Regions from separate parts of the Homo sapiens genome. Here all the other regions are linked to region 1. Evidence: chromatin contacts called from ENCODE Hi-C or POLR2A ChIA-PET data. All regions are on one chromosome and are shown on one strand. The core of a region is the stretch at or near the end of the contact, and the rest is flanking DNA. Distances in the headings are between cores, read along the strand shown. Region 1 has its middle 55 kb from the start of NEK6. Region 2 overlaps MAPKAP1 (MAPK associated protein 1). Region 3 holds the start of ZBTB26 (zinc finger and BTB domain containing 26). Region 4 holds the start of RBM18 (RNA binding motif protein 18). Region 5 overlaps STRBP (spermatid perinuclear RNA binding protein).

The links. A loop is a pair of places that touch in the nucleus more often than their neighbours do. ChIA-PET counts read pairs that join two places held with the same protein, here RNA polymerase II (POLR2A). Pooled maps may share reads with other maps.
Region 2: a loop to region 1 is called in a pooled map, with 6 times the contacts of the local background. The contact joins two enhancer-like sites. A Hi-C loop is called at or near these places in 2 of 37 single-sample maps with no recorded cell type and 7 of 50 pooled maps.
Region 3: a loop to region 1 is called in a pooled map, with 3 times the contacts of the local background. The contact joins the promoter of ZBTB26 here to the enhancer-like site in region 1. A Hi-C loop is called at or near these places in 1 of 37 single-sample maps with no recorded cell type and 2 of 50 pooled maps. POLR2A ChIA-PET finds 5 or more read pairs at or near these places in 2 of 52 experiments (OCI-LY7 and WTC11).
Region 4: a pooled map shows a loop between it and region 1 (9-fold over the local background). The contact joins the promoter of RBM18 here to the enhancer-like site in region 1. A Hi-C loop is called at or near these places in 2 of 50 pooled maps.
Region 5: a loop to region 1 is called in a map with no recorded cell type, with 6 times the contacts of the local background. The contact joins two enhancer-like sites. A Hi-C loop is called at or near these places in 2 of 37 single-sample maps with no recorded cell type and 3 of 50 pooled maps.

The regions. Positions count from the first base shown.
Region 1 is chr9:124,201,279-124,203,978 of GRCh38, reverse strand. No RefSeq gene overlaps it. Among named protein-coding and RNA genes, the nearest start is that of NEK6, 55 kb to the left of the region's middle. RefSeq lists enhancers at 1,189-1,238, 1,185-1,329, 1,289-1,628, 1,679-1,738, a cis regulatory region at 1,252-1,262 and a silencer at 1,638-1,838. Within about 2 kb of position 1,343, at least 11 of the 41 ENCODE cell types and tissues checked have a DNase peak (open chromatin) inside an H3K27ac peak, as active enhancers do; they include OCI-LY7, where a contact is called at or near this core.
Region 2 is chr9:125,631,347-125,634,046 of GRCh38, reverse strand. All of the region lies in intron 4 of MAPKAP1 (MAPK associated protein 1), which reads left to right. Among named protein-coding and RNA genes, the nearest start is that of MAPKAP1, 75 kb to the left of the region's middle. Within about 2 kb of position 1,311, at least 7 of the 41 ENCODE cell types and tissues checked have a DNase peak (open chromatin) inside an H3K27ac peak, as active enhancers do.
Region 3 is chr9:122,930,081-122,932,801 of GRCh38, reverse strand. ZBTB26 (zinc finger and BTB domain containing 26) reads left to right here and starts at 1,290. Exons shown (of 2, transcript NM_020924.4): 1 at 1,290-1,365. It also overlaps a transcript of RABGAP1 not described here. RefSeq lists a silencer at 1,179-1,518.
Region 4 is chr9:122,263,435-122,266,189 of GRCh38, reverse strand. It overlaps RBM18 (RNA binding motif protein 18), which reads left to right and starts at 1,350. Exons shown (of 6, transcript NM_033117.4): 1 at 1,350-1,475. It overlaps MRRF (mitochondrial ribosome recycling factor), which reads right to left and starts at 1,308. Exons shown (of 7, transcript NM_138777.5): 1 at 1,252-1,308. RefSeq lists enhancers at 891-1,050, 226-1,196, 619-1,818, 1,197-2,168.
Region 5 is chr9:123,174,595-123,177,374 of GRCh38, reverse strand. All of the region lies in intron 4 of STRBP (spermatid perinuclear RNA binding protein), which reads left to right. Among named protein-coding and RNA genes, the nearest start is that of MIR600HG, 61 kb to the right of the region's middle. RefSeq lists enhancers at 1,090-1,149, 1,870-2,581. Within about 2 kb of position 1,499, at least 4 of the 41 ENCODE cell types and tissues checked have a DNase peak (open chromatin) inside an H3K27ac peak, as active enhancers do.

The DNA of each region.
Region 1 (2,700 bases), core at 94-2,593:
GAAACTATGTTTCCCAGATTCCCTTCCCTGCATAGCTCTGGGGTAGCGTCGGTCATAAGACATTTTGAGGCCAGGCACGGTGGCTCACGCCTGTAATCCCGGCACTTTGGGAGGCCAAGGTGGGCGGATCATCTGAAGTCAGGTGTTCGAGACCAGCCTGGCCAACATGGCAAAACCCCATCTCTACTAAAAATACAAAAATTAGCCAGGCATGGTGGCGGGCACCTGTAATCCTAGCTACTCATGAGGCTAAGGCAGGAGAATCCTTTGAACCCAGGAGGCAGAGGTTGCTGTAAGCTGAGATTGTGCCACTGCACTCCAGCCTGGGTGACAGAGCAAGACTCTGTTTCAAAAAAAAAAAAAAGACGTTTTGAGTGAGATTTGGAAGACAGAAGTGAAGCAGCAGACATGTGCATTTTGCGCTTGGAAACTGGGTACCAGGTGCTATTGTCCAGTACCTGCCAGCTTACCTTGCAGTCAAGGGGCAGCAGCCAGGTCTCTAGCTTCTCTGCCTCCTGACGTTCCTCTGTTCAGGTGCCTGTGTGCCAGGCACAAGCCCAGGTGCTGGGGGTATCGTGCTGGGGAAGACAGGCAGAATTCCTGCCTTGTTGGGTTTATGTTCTCTTGGAGATCAGTGAAGGAGATAGAAAATTCTTCAAAGCCAAGTTCTTCAGAGCAGAGCCCGCACTCTTCCCCTTGTCCCCACCATCCAGCGCAGCATGAGCCCACCACTGTGTGTAGAGTCAGCCGCTCTGTGCCCATGTACCTACTTTCCATCTCAATTCCCATCTTCTTCTCTGTCTCTTCTGGATTGGTATCTGCAACCCTGAACCACTAGCGGCAGTTACTTCTGAGAAGTGAAATTGGGAAGGAGGGCTTTCCTGTTTATTTGATGTACAACTGAGGCAAAGAGAGATGACGGAATGTGTCCAAGGTCACACAGCTGATAAGTGGCAAGCTGAGATCTTGCCCGCCCCCACCCCCCTCCCCACCTTTGCACATCATGTTTCCAACCATGACAAGGACGGTCCCCTTCCTCCCTCACCCCTTCCAGCACTGCCCAGCCTCCGCACATCAAACCCAGACTTTCCCCTGAAAGCCTCTTGTGTCTTCACTGCCTTCCTCCTGACTGTGGTTGAAGGACAGAATTAGAACTCATCTTGCAGTGGGAGGTGGTAGCAATGGCAGCAGAAGAGAAGTGACTTCTCTTCAACTTCTAGGAATTGACTTTGACAATCAGATAGGGCCAGGGGCTGAGTCACTGGCGGGGGCCCACTCTGGCTGGGTTTCAATTAGTTCAGAAGGTGGCAGTGTGTGAGGGTGGAGAGGGGGTGGAAGAAGGCAGAGGCCTCCAGTTTCACTTCCTCTCTGGGAGGCCCAGGCCCTTCAATGCTGTTCCTGCCTCCTCGCTGTGGGAGGGCTCACCCAGCAGCTATCAATCCAGGCCAACTGGAGTGGGCTAAATTTAGGTCCTAAGATGTCACAGATGTAAGGACCCAACATCTCATTTTGCAGATAAGGAAACCGAGATTGAAAGAGGTGAAGAGACTCGCCCAAGGCCGCATAGCAATTTATATTCACTGCTGGAGCTCAAACCCGGGCCTCTCCAAAATCACCCACCACAAGGCTCCAGAATGGACGCTGTTTCCAAAACGCCCAGCCTGGGGACCGTCCCAAGGCCAGCCCTTAGCTGGGTTGAGGGTCACTGCTCTGTGACTGAGACCAAAAATGGGTTTTGGAGGCAGGCATCTGGTTTCTTTTTCTCTTTTTCTTTCTTTCTTTTTTTTTTTTTTTTGAGATGGAGTCTCTCTCTGTCGCCCAGGCTGGAGTGTAGTGGCACCATCTCGGCTCACTGCAAGCTCCACCTCCCGGGTTCACGCCTCAGCCTCCCAAGTAGCTGGGACTACAGGCGCTCACCACCTCGCCTGGCTAACTTTTTGTATTTTTAGTAGAGATGGGGTTTCACCGTGTTAGCCAGGATGGTCTCAATCTCCCGACCTCGTGATTTGCCTGTCTCGGCCTCCCAAAGTGCTGGGATTACAGGTGTGAGCCACCACGCCCGACCCAGTCATCTGGTTTTTAATCCTGGCTCTACTGCTATGGTAGGGCCTCAGACAATGATTCATTTCTTCTTAAATGAGCATAAAGGATATTTTCCAAGCAAATCTATGCCCAATTGCCTAGAATGTAGTAGATACTCAGTAAATGTGAGCTCTGTTTCTGTTTTCCAATAATTTCCTAACTGACTTTGACAGAATCCTGGTTTTTTTGACAATGTCTCTTGGGGTCCTCAGTAGGAGGGAGTGAAGAGGAAGGCAGAGAAAATCGGGCTTCTACTCCCCCACTCCCCTCTCCACCAATATCCCCTAGGAACCAGAGTATCTCTGACTTTATCCATTTTATATGTTGTTTTTCAAAATGGTCCCATAAGGCCGGGCACAGTGGCTCATGCCTGTAATCCCAGTACTTTGGGAGGCTGAAGCAGGTGGATCACCTGAGGTCAGGAGTTCAAGACCAACATGGCCAACATGTTGAAACCCCATCTCTACTAATAATACAAAAATTACCCAGGCATGGTGGTGTGCGCCTGTAATCCCAGCTACTCGGGAGACTGAGGCAGGAGGCTTGAACCTGGGAGCTGGAGGTTGCAGTGAGCTGAGATCACACTACTGCACTCCAGCCTGGGTGACAGAGAGAGAC
Region 2 (2,700 bases), core at 62-2,561, 1.4 Mb before region 1:
AGAGCTGGGAGCAAGGCTAGCCTGAGAACAAATTAATCACATATTGTCAAGGCAAAGTTGCATCAAATTAACACATCGGATTCCAGCATATTAATGTCAGAATGCTTTCACCTGATTATTACTGCAAACCATTGCCACTCTTTGAATGCAAAGATATAATTAAATTGCTAAATAGAAAGTGCATATAATATCTCCACATGCATTTAGGATGCATGAGCTGAAAAGTGCACATCCTAGGAAGTGACAGATTCTATTTGTAGGGGAGAAACTTTACTTTTTTTCCCCTTTTATTTACTTGAGAGTACTAGAGTATGAAATTAGAAAAGTTAGTTATGTTATTCATATTCTATATGAATTAGATGAAATACAGGTTTAATTTAACTGATTTGCTACACTGACTATGAGTACATAATTACCTCTGCATTTTTCTGGAAGAGAAATGGGACAATGTTGCAAAATAGTACTTTGCATCAAAATTGCCCATTACACATAATCCTGGTGGTGGATTCGTCATCAGAAAGTGCTTAGGAGAAACTAGATTGGCCATTCTGACAACTGTCTTTTATGTAAGGATTACTTTCTGTCTCAGCTTAATCTAATATGTGTTCTATTATATTTAAAATAAGAATTCAGGCAGAAGCCCAGCTGTGGTTGACCTTTTGGCTCAAGGAGGCAGCCCAGCAGGAAGAACTTGCTTTTTATTAGTCCCTGTTTGTCCCAGGTGATACTTGGGCCAGGCTTTCTGACTTGCTGTCTTTGTTATCCACAATCAGCCTTGCTGTCCCTGTTACTCACACTTAGATTTGGCTACTCTCCCTGTGTCCTCTACCAAGCTCTGTTGGCGCTGTGCATTGAAATCTTCCTTAAATCTCACTTCTTTCATGAAGTCTCCTTCAGCAACTCACACTTCATAGACTTCTCTTTTCAGCTTTGGGATTGAGCGGTCTTGCATTTACAACAGCTCACTTAGCAGAGCTAAAGGGCTTGTAAATTCAAAAAAGGGAAGTAGTGATTGCTAGGAGCCACCATGGGTTTCCTCAGAACCAAGCAGGGCAGAACAAGCCCATTTCTTTCTTGGATAGGGTTGTTAGCTAGATAGAGGGCTGTGGTTAAAATTCTTTGTTCTGAATTTCAGTAAAGCATCAATTTTTGCATAGTATTCTTGCACGCAAGCTGGAGATATTCTCCAGTCACATTGTGGTCAGGTGGACTTTGCACCTGGCTGAGAGACGAGGCACAGAGTGGTGATTAATGGATTTATGTCAAACTGGAGAGCTATCTTTCGTGGCAAGCTGTAGGTCTCTTGTGTGTTCATTGCTGTCAGGGACCTGAATGAGAACATTGATGATAGGCTGATGACACTTGTGGAAGGCAGAAGGCTGGGAAGAATAGCAGGCATGTGCAGTGACAAAGTCAGGGACTAAAGTGGTCTTGACACACCAAAATGATACTTGCACTTAAGTCATAAGATGCAGTCATTTGTGTATGGGGGTGGCAGTGGAAAAGGGGAAGAGGAAGATGAGGTTTAACCAAGTAGCACATGAAAGAAAAGGTTTAGGGTCATGGTTAATTGTAACCTCAGTATGATTCAGCAGAGCCAGGTAGTTAGAAGGAAAACTCATGCATTCATTTCTCAAATATTTCTTGAGTGCCTGTATGTGCCAGGGACTTGACTAATGCTGAGGATACAATAGTGAATGAGATAGTCCCTAATTTAATGGTATGTGTAATCTTGTAGGGAAGTCAGACAATTATAATATAGCATAATAAATGCTATGAGAGGAAAAGTTTAGTATGGTGAGTTTCTTCTTTTTTTTTTTTCTTTGAGACGGAGTCTTGCTCTGTCACCCAGGCTGGAGTGCAGTGGCGTGATCTCAGCTCACTGCAGGCTCTTCCTCCTGGGTTCAAGTGATTCTTCTGCCTCAGCCTCCCAGGTAGCTGGGACTACAGGCATGTGCCACCATGCCTGGCTAATTTTTTTGTATTTTTAGTAGAGATGGAGTTTCACCATGTTGGCCAGGCTGGTCTTGAACTCCTTACCTCAAGGGATCTGCCCGCCTCGGCCTTGCAAAGTGCTGGGATTACAGACATGAGCCACCACGCCTGGCCTAGTATGGTGAGTTTCTTAGAGGAAGGACACCTGGCCTGGGCTTCGCATGGGAGAATATCAGGGAAGACTCCTTAGATGACCCCTAAGCCAAGCCTTGAAGGATGGGAGGAGGTTAGGCAGGAGGCTTCTAGGTAGGTGAAGTGCTGGTGTAAACATCTGAGGTGAGAGATGCTGGTAAATTCTGGGCAATGAAAGTAGTAGGGTATGACTGGAATGTGGAGGCTGAGAGCAGAGGAGGTGAGAGACGAGGCTTGATCAAGAAGAGTTTTGATTTGCTCCTGCTAGTTGTATTTGGAGCAGGAAACTGACATCCTTACGTCTGAATAAATCACCATGGCTGTGGTTAGCAAAAGTAGGGAATTTAGTGTGGTGAGGTATAGTAAGTTCTGTACAACAGACATTTACAACTATAAGTGTCTATTCAGACAAGTGCCACAAGGAGGTGGTAGAGACTAGGAACCGGGTGGGGCATATGAGTTGGGCTTTACAGAATCCATCCAGAGAAGATGTGAACATTGCCTGAAAATAGTAGAAGGGTTCTTGGGTAGAAGATGCTCTGCATGGCTCTGCCAGGCTGGACAGAGCAAAGG
Region 3 (2,721 bases), core at 41-2,540, 1.3 Mb after region 1:
CCAGCACTTTGGGAGGCCAAGGCGGGTGGATCACCTGAGGTCGGGAGTTCGACACCAGCCTGACCAACACGGAGAAACCACGTCTCCATATCTCTAAATATCAAATTAGCCCGGTGTGGTGGCGCATGCCTGTAATCCCAGCTACTTTAGAGACGGAGGCAGGAGAACCGCTTGAACCCAGGAGGCGGAGGTTGCGGTGAGCCGAGATCACACCATTGCACTCCAGCCTGGGCAACAAGAGCGAAACTCCATCTCAAAAAAAAGAAAAAAAAAGAAGAAGAAATCAAAAGGGAAATTAGAAAATACTTAGAAATGAATGAAAATAACACAACATACAAAAACTTATGAGCTGTAGTGAAAACAGTGATCAAAGTGAAATGTATAGTTGTAAATAACTACATTAAAAAGAGGGAAAGGCTGGGAGCAGTGGCTCACACATGTAATCCCAGCACTTTGGGAGGCTGAGGAGGGTGGATCACTTTAACTCCAGAGTTCAAGACCATCAAGTTTTACACTTACAAATGATTAAAGTAATAAACATTACGCATGTTTTACCTCAATAAAAAGCCCCTCACCACCACCAAAAACGAAAAGAATGGTCAAAAACCAGTAAACTGGATTGGCAAGGAAAAGAACTCTAGAAGGATCCTCAAGTTTTCCGGTCTGGATAGGAGATGAGATGAACTTGAGATCATTAAAAGGTACTTTCACATCAGGACAGCTGGAGATCTCGTCCATGTAGCTGCCTGGGTTGTGAATGGTCAGCATGAAGTAGGTAACGGAAGCCATGGGAGTGCAAGAGTTTGCCCTAGGAAGAACTCCAAGGCAAGAACCCTGAAAAACACATCCAAAAGTGAGGGGAGAGCTTTCTGCTCTTCGGGCTCCCGCGCGACGAGTCTACACCCCTAGGCTAAAAAGACTTACCAAAGTTTAAGTGCAGAGGAGCCCTTCAGGCCCAAGGAGGCAGCGGACCGTCTAGGCCCAGCTACAGAAGAGCCGCTGAGACGGGGGTCCCGAGCAGCGGGTCCCTGCGAGGCGCACAGGGCCTGAGCCACAGACGCTTACGAGCTAAGGCACCTCGGGGTAGTAGGCAGTGAAGCTAGTGCCCAGAGTACGGTGCCCTCCGTCTGCGCCCCGCCCACAACGCAGAAATTCCCTCTCGGGGCCCCTGTTGTCCTCCGAGCCTTCCGATTGGCGGAGAGGACCATGGGACCTGGAAGTTGTCTTTGTCCGGCCAGGGCTGCCCTTCCGGTTCCGTTGGGTCCCCCTTTGGCTCGGGTTCCTTGCCCCTCCCCCTTCCCGGAGCCCCGAGGGGCCGGAGCTCCTGGCGGTGCCGGATCCTGACGGCGGCCTTCCCCCGGGTCTGTAAGTGCGGAGACGGCCGGAGCGGCGGGCTGGGGTGCGGGGTGTCTCAAAATGGAACCCCCCTGGGGCCCTGGATCAACCGGGACCTGCACTGGGATGGGAGCCGAGAGGCTGGCCTAGGCCCCTGGGGACTTGAGGAGCCCTTGGCCCGGCCCACGCTGCGCCCCGCCCCTTTCCCTTCCCTGTGACTGGAGTGGGGAGCCTGAGGATGCCCCTGGGACCGCCTCATAGGACCCCAGCTGAGGGCCCAGCAGTTGGCTTGGGGGCCTGACTCTGGCATCTTATAAGAAGTGCCAGAGGTGAGGCCCTAAGAAAACGAGCCTCGGGAGCCAGCCCAAGACCAGGCATTCAGTGCCAGTCTTTGAGAACCACTGTGAGTGCTAGGTTACCCTTTTGCTGGGGTTTTCCCCTATTTGGCCACTGGTCGCAGCACCTTTTATATTACTGGCGCTATACCAGACACTGGAGATTGGCAAGATATTGTTCCAGTTTTCGGGATTAAGTTTGGGAGCCAGATCTGAACAAATAAGTACTCCTATGTGTATATATATGTATGTATGTATCAGTCACATATGTGTTAATTGCTCAAGGGGCCGTTGCTGAGAAGGCTTTAGAAAGAAAGTGATGTCTGAATTGTACTTGGAGAGAGTAAAGTGTTGAAGAGTTTTTCAGGGAAGACAGTTGCAATACTGTGGAGAAATGACTGAGCATAACTTGTGTGGGAAGAGGAGGAAATGGGGGGACTCCTATGCACAGAATGGATATGAGACTGGGAAAGTCGACCGAGGTCCAGATGGTGAATGGTGTAATCCTAAAGGAGATGGGTAGTTTTTTGAAGAGTTCGGAACAGAATATTGATATGGTCAGATTTGCACTGCAGGAAATCATTTTGTTCTGTAGAAAGCCCATAGAGAAGGGACTTTCTATTAACTGCATTTAGACATTTAGCTAAAAGTTAGGAACGCTTATCGGAGATTCTTTTGAAGGGGTAATGGGATCAGCCTAGTGAGAGGCAAAAAATTCCTGAAATAAGTTATAATGGTGTCATTGGTAAGGAGACAAATATACTGGAGATGATTATGTCAAGACTCCATAATTAACTGAATGCTGAAGAAGTGTGAGGGACCAAATCTAATTCTTAGGTTTTAGACCTCTGAGCTGAAGGATGGTAATGCCATTATCAGAAATAAAGCCATAAGCTTAGTGTAGATTATGAATTCATTTTTTGGACATGTTGAATTAAAGGTCTAATGAGACAGACACATAGAGCTGTCCAGCATGGAGTTGGAAATGCAAATCTTTAGCTCAGCCTAAACATTGTAGCTAGAGGTAAAAGTTTGAGTTATCAGCATAGAA
Region 4 (2,755 bases), core at 101-2,600, 1.9 Mb after region 1:
GACTAATCTATGATTTTCTTGTTCACTGCTGTATCCCCAGTACCTGGTACATTGCCAGAACACAGAAGACACTGTGAATGTGATGAATACATCAGTGAAAGTCCAGAAAGATAAATTCCTTATCCAGGGTAAACCAGAATCGGATGGGAATCTACCCTTACTATTATGGTAGGTTCTGGGCTTCCCAGCGTTGCCTCCACTGTCTCTGGTTTGCCAGATTTTTGCTTAGAGATAGTAGATGATGTTCTTCTCTAAATGCAGTACCAGGTAAAGAAAGGTACTTGTAGTATCTGACTATACACAGAATCATTATGCACCTGGCACGGCCAAAGAAGGAATGAGACACTTTAACAGGTAGAGAAAGGGCTTTTGCCTAAGAGTTAAGAGATCTGGATTCCAGTATGCCTACCTTATCACTCCCTGCCATCTGCCATTTAGATTCATAATCACACGTATTCAAAAAGCATTTGCGGCAGCTCTACCACTGACTTGTGACTTGTACCAAGTGATTTCTCCTACGTAGATTTTGTTTCAACCATAAAATGAAGGGGTCAGATCAGGTTTTCATTCTTTCCAACTATAAAGCTTTCCAAAATGGGGGGAAATGCAACAGTGTGGTTTAAAACAAAATAAAGGCACTAAACTTAGAGAAAACTCCGAGTCTTGGTTCCAGCACTTCCTAGGCACGTGACCTTAAATCGGTCAAACTCTCAGGACTTCCGTCTCATCTGTAAAACGTAAATGACAATACTATTTGTCAGGGTTAAGTAAATGGAGAAGGGCTACTGAAATGACAACTGTTTTGCCACTGGGTGGCACAGAGTGGTGGTTAAAAGTCCAGGCTTAGGAGTCGGATAGCCCTAGGTCTGAATTTAAGCGCCCTCACTTTCTGACCGCGTGACCCTGGTAAAATTACCTATGTGAGCTTCCGTTTCTTCATTATGGGAGATAATAATATCTACTCCTATGGGATTGTTCTGAAACTCAAACGTTCCCGTCAAGTGTGCGGCTACTCTTTAGTAAGTTCCTCCAGCATCCCCTAAATTCCTAGCTGGTAAAAGGAGCCCCGCCCCCACCCCATGAGACTCGCTCCAATGCCACAGGTCCCGCCCTCAGCCTTAAAGGTCAAGCTGGACTCGAACGGGTCGGGGACGGTAGTCTGGTCCCCTGAGGTCCCCCAGAGGTCCCTGAGTAAGGGTCTCTGGCACCCAGACCACACGCGCCCCTCGAGGCCCTGTCAAGGACACTCACCAGCTATCGCCCAGGTTACTAAGGAAAGACTCGTGCGACGGCGGCGACCGCAGCTGCGCGGACGTCGTGACGTCACGAAGCCAGGAGGCGGCGCAGGCTTAACGCGTCACGGGCGGCCTGGCAGCTGGCGGCATTGAGGCGGACGCGTCTAGAGGTCCGTCTGACCGCGGCGTCGGGACCTGGTTTCCGGGCATGAGCTGAGAGCACCACGCCGAGGCCACGAGGTGAGTTCGGCCGCGACATGTCCCTGCACCTCAGCGATGGGCCCGCTAAGAGGTCTTACAGGAGGCCGCCCTCGCAGGACTGCATCTCAGGCCCCGCCCCGGATTGTCCTGTCGCTGGCCCGGAAATAACAATCCGAGTAATGACCCTTCGCCTGTAGGAATTCGCAGCCAGAAATCGGGAAGCCAGGGTTCCAGGCATGACCCCACCGCTTGCTGTTAGGATCAGGTGTCTCTTCTTCTCTGGATTGCACTTTCCCCAGATGACTATTTCTGGCTTCCAGAGTTATTGCAGCTCAGCTGGAAAGACAAATGTAACCGCGTTTTGTGAACTCTGGTAGTCTAAAGGATTGTTGCTATTGCAAACGCAAAGCATTTTGATAGTCCCGTGCCGTCTTGATCTTTTATTACCCTTTACCTTTCCTCAAAAAGCCATATTCTGAGCTGTCACCAAAATTGTCTTATTTAAGACTCACAACGACCTCGTGAGACGACAAATTGTACCCATTCTAGGAAGGAAAAAGAAACTAAGTCTTCGAGTGGAGAAGCGGCTTGCTTCATTTAGTAAATATTAAGCACCAACCGTGAGACAGGCAGTGTACTTAAGTGCTAGAAATAGAACCGTGATCAAGATTGGCAAGGTCCTGTGCTGTGGGAGCTTACGTTCTAGTGAAGGAAATAGAAGAGGAAACATTAAGTAATACATTGAATTAGCATTTAGTAGGAGGAAAAAGATGGAAAAGTGGCTATGATATAGAATAACAAGGAACTCTGTTTAGGAAAGCTTTTCTATCGAGAGGATGCTTAAAGAAAGGTCATGTGACTTGCTAAAGGTGCAGTTACTAGGTGCAAAAGTCAGGATTTGAACCCAGACCCGCATAGCCTGCACTCTTACCAGTAAAACATGGTACCTTTTCGTGGTAATAAATATTAATAGCTATTGGTATTATTCCTGATTTTAGACATGAGAAAATCAGAATGTCCTATCATTCAAGTCCCAAATGTCATCTCCTTTAGAGAGGCCTTCCCTCCACTCAATCTATAGTCGTCGAGTCCCTGTCACATCACCCTGCTTAATTGTGTTTGTGGCATGTATCACTAATTATATCTTCTTTATTTATTTTGCTTTTGTTTTGTCCTGCTCCCCTTCCAAATACAAGCATCCAGAGGATAGGGACCTTGCTTGTTCACTGCTCTGACTCCAGTAACTGGATAAGTCCTAGATAATAGAAGCAGTGAATTTATTTTTTGAATGAATGATTTGTTTAAAAAGTAGGGGGAAA
Region 5 (2,780 bases), core at 250-2,749, 1.0 Mb after region 1:
CGAATTTGGTCTCGAATTCCTGACCTCAAGCTATCCTGCCTTGGCCTCCCAAAGTGCTGGGATTACAGACATGAGCCACCATGCCAGGCCTGGATTTTATACTTCTGTGTGTGGATGCTCTTGGTTGTCTATGTACAGTCTTTCCGTTTTGTGGAACAGTCCCTGGGTGAGCCCTTGCCTATGATCCTTCCCATGTGGTGGAACTCAAGGAGTGCAGAATGAGATTCTATTCTTATATCAGAGGCTGGCATGTATTCCAAGGACAGAGTTGTGTTCTGGTAATAAACATATATTGTGCACCTGGTGAGTGTTAACCACTCTGAAGGACACAGAGATGGGTGGGGGGTAGCTTGTATTTATTAAGCAATTAAGCATTTTCCATTGCCAGGCACGGTTAGGCAGCTTTTACCTATGCTGTCTTAATTTAACTTAATGCTTTACCTTTTTCAAAATGGATTCAAAAGTCAAATAACTTATACAAGGTCCTACAATATGTATTATTAGGAATATTAGAATTCTGTTTTTAATTTTAAATTCACATATAGTAAATTCAAATACATTGGGTTGCTTGCTTTACAATAACTGCTATGTTCCAATTTTTAAATTGAAATTCAGAACTGTTTGAATTAGGAATTGATTTTTTGCTCAATCATGCTGTCTTCTACCTGTGGGCTGATAAGACCAAGTATATCATAATTATGGTTTAGAATTTAATAACTGAGCTAATAACAGCTACTGTTTATTGAGTGCCAACTATTGTACCACATACTTTTCCTACTATCTTGCAGCAAATCTACCAGTCTCTAATATTATTATCTTCCTTTCTCCACTCCTGTTTTACTTGTGAAATTTCCTGTGCTCCAAACTTGCTTATAAAAAAAAGAGTGACTCAGAATCATTAACAAACTTTAACTTGCTTAAGGCTACTTAGTAAATATGTGTGGTTGAACCAGGACTCATATTGAAGTTTCTCTGACTCCAGATCCAGTTTTCTTAGCATCTATTCTTCAGTTTCCTGTGAATAACATGTGAAAGTACAGAGCAGGGAGAGACGATGATGTGCTGGTTCTGGAAATCTGCAAAAGCTCCATGAAGGAGGTAGCACTTGGAATAGGCTCAGAGGATGGATAGGGGTAGGGTTTTGGCATGTGGTGAAAGTGAAAGAAAAAAATAAATCTCAGCACCGATCTAGGTATGAGAAAGTATAGAACTGTTTAAGGAATAATAACTGTTGTTTATTGAGCTGTTAATATCTGTTGGGCTCTGGCCAAAGTTTGTTAACATATATTCTCACTACCACTCTGTGAGAAAGGTATTATTCCTGTTTTACAAATGAGGAAGCAGGCTCAAAAGAAGTCAAGTTATTTGAAATTTGTCCAATGTCACACAGTAAGTAGCAGAGCCAGGATTTGAACCAGGAAGCGATGTCATTTTCTAAATTGCTTTCCAATATGGTAAGTGTCCAAGTGTTCAGTGGGACACCAATGAATTAGTAGGTAGAGTGTTATCCAATCAGCGCCTTTGGAAGATTATTCTGGTTGCTGTATACAGTACTTTGGAGATGACAGAGGTCAGAAAGGCCAGTAAGGAGGAGGTTATTGAGGTGGTCTACGTGAGAGGTAATAAAAGCCTGAAGAAACTGGTTTGCAAGTTTGATGGTGATTATAGAGGGATAATTTATAAACCATTACAATATTAGACTTGGAAGAATGAGAGGACAAGGATACAGAGGAAGAAGAAATCAAAGATGACTGATTCTCTATTGTTAATATCAGACAATTGCCTACACTTGGTCACCTGCTTTAAAATGCTTTTTATTTCTATATTTATACCACCTTTAACATTTTTCATTGATTTAATGTTTATTGAATCTCTATAAGTGTGCCAGGCACTGAACCCATGGCTGGATTATTTATCTTCCTTTCTAGTTTCCACTGCCACAATTTGTTTCTCTTCCTTCTCCCTTTCCATTTTATTCTCAACTCTGCTGATTCTTGCCCAACTCTGCTGATTCTTTGCTTATAGCTAGAATGACTGTTTCCCATCTAGGTAGATCAAGATTCTGCTGAAGTCAGACTTTCAGTTTGCCTTGCTTGACATCTCTAATTTTGACCTCTCCCTTTTCTGAACTTGGGAAGCAATCATATAATGTAAGGGACCTGAATGTTGTGGTCAAAACAACTTAGGTTTGAATTTAGGCTTTGCCATTTTACTTTCTTGGTGAACTTGAACAATTAACTTTTCTGAGGCTCACATTTCTTGTCTTGCAAATGGAGGCTTGTGGTGAGATTTAAATGAGAATATGTGACACCTGTTTGTGCTCAGATGTTACTTTCTCTTCCCCTTTTAAATAGGGCACTTAAACTGTTACTGCTTTTGTTGCTTAACTACAGAGTAAGCCTCAGGAGCAGGAGAGACTGTAACTCCTGTAAATATGTTTGCCATACCCAAACACTTGCTTATTTGTTGAAAGACGGTTAAACTTAGTTACTATTTTCATTTGTGATTAAGGGAAATGAACCAATAAGAAACTTTTAGAATTAAAATCAAGGATAGATGAGCACCTTTCTTATGCACCATTTATGACTTGATTTCTTTGAGTGTTTGCTCTTTTAGCTACTCCTGGATTTGGAATGCATATGCTGGCAGTTTATCTTTCCTTCCTTAGCTCTATACTTTTATCACATTTTTCTGCTTTCCCCATAAGCTGATATAGAAAGGGAGGCACTTTAGAATGATATAGTTGGGAGGAACTTTAGCTCATCTAGCCAATAGTCATT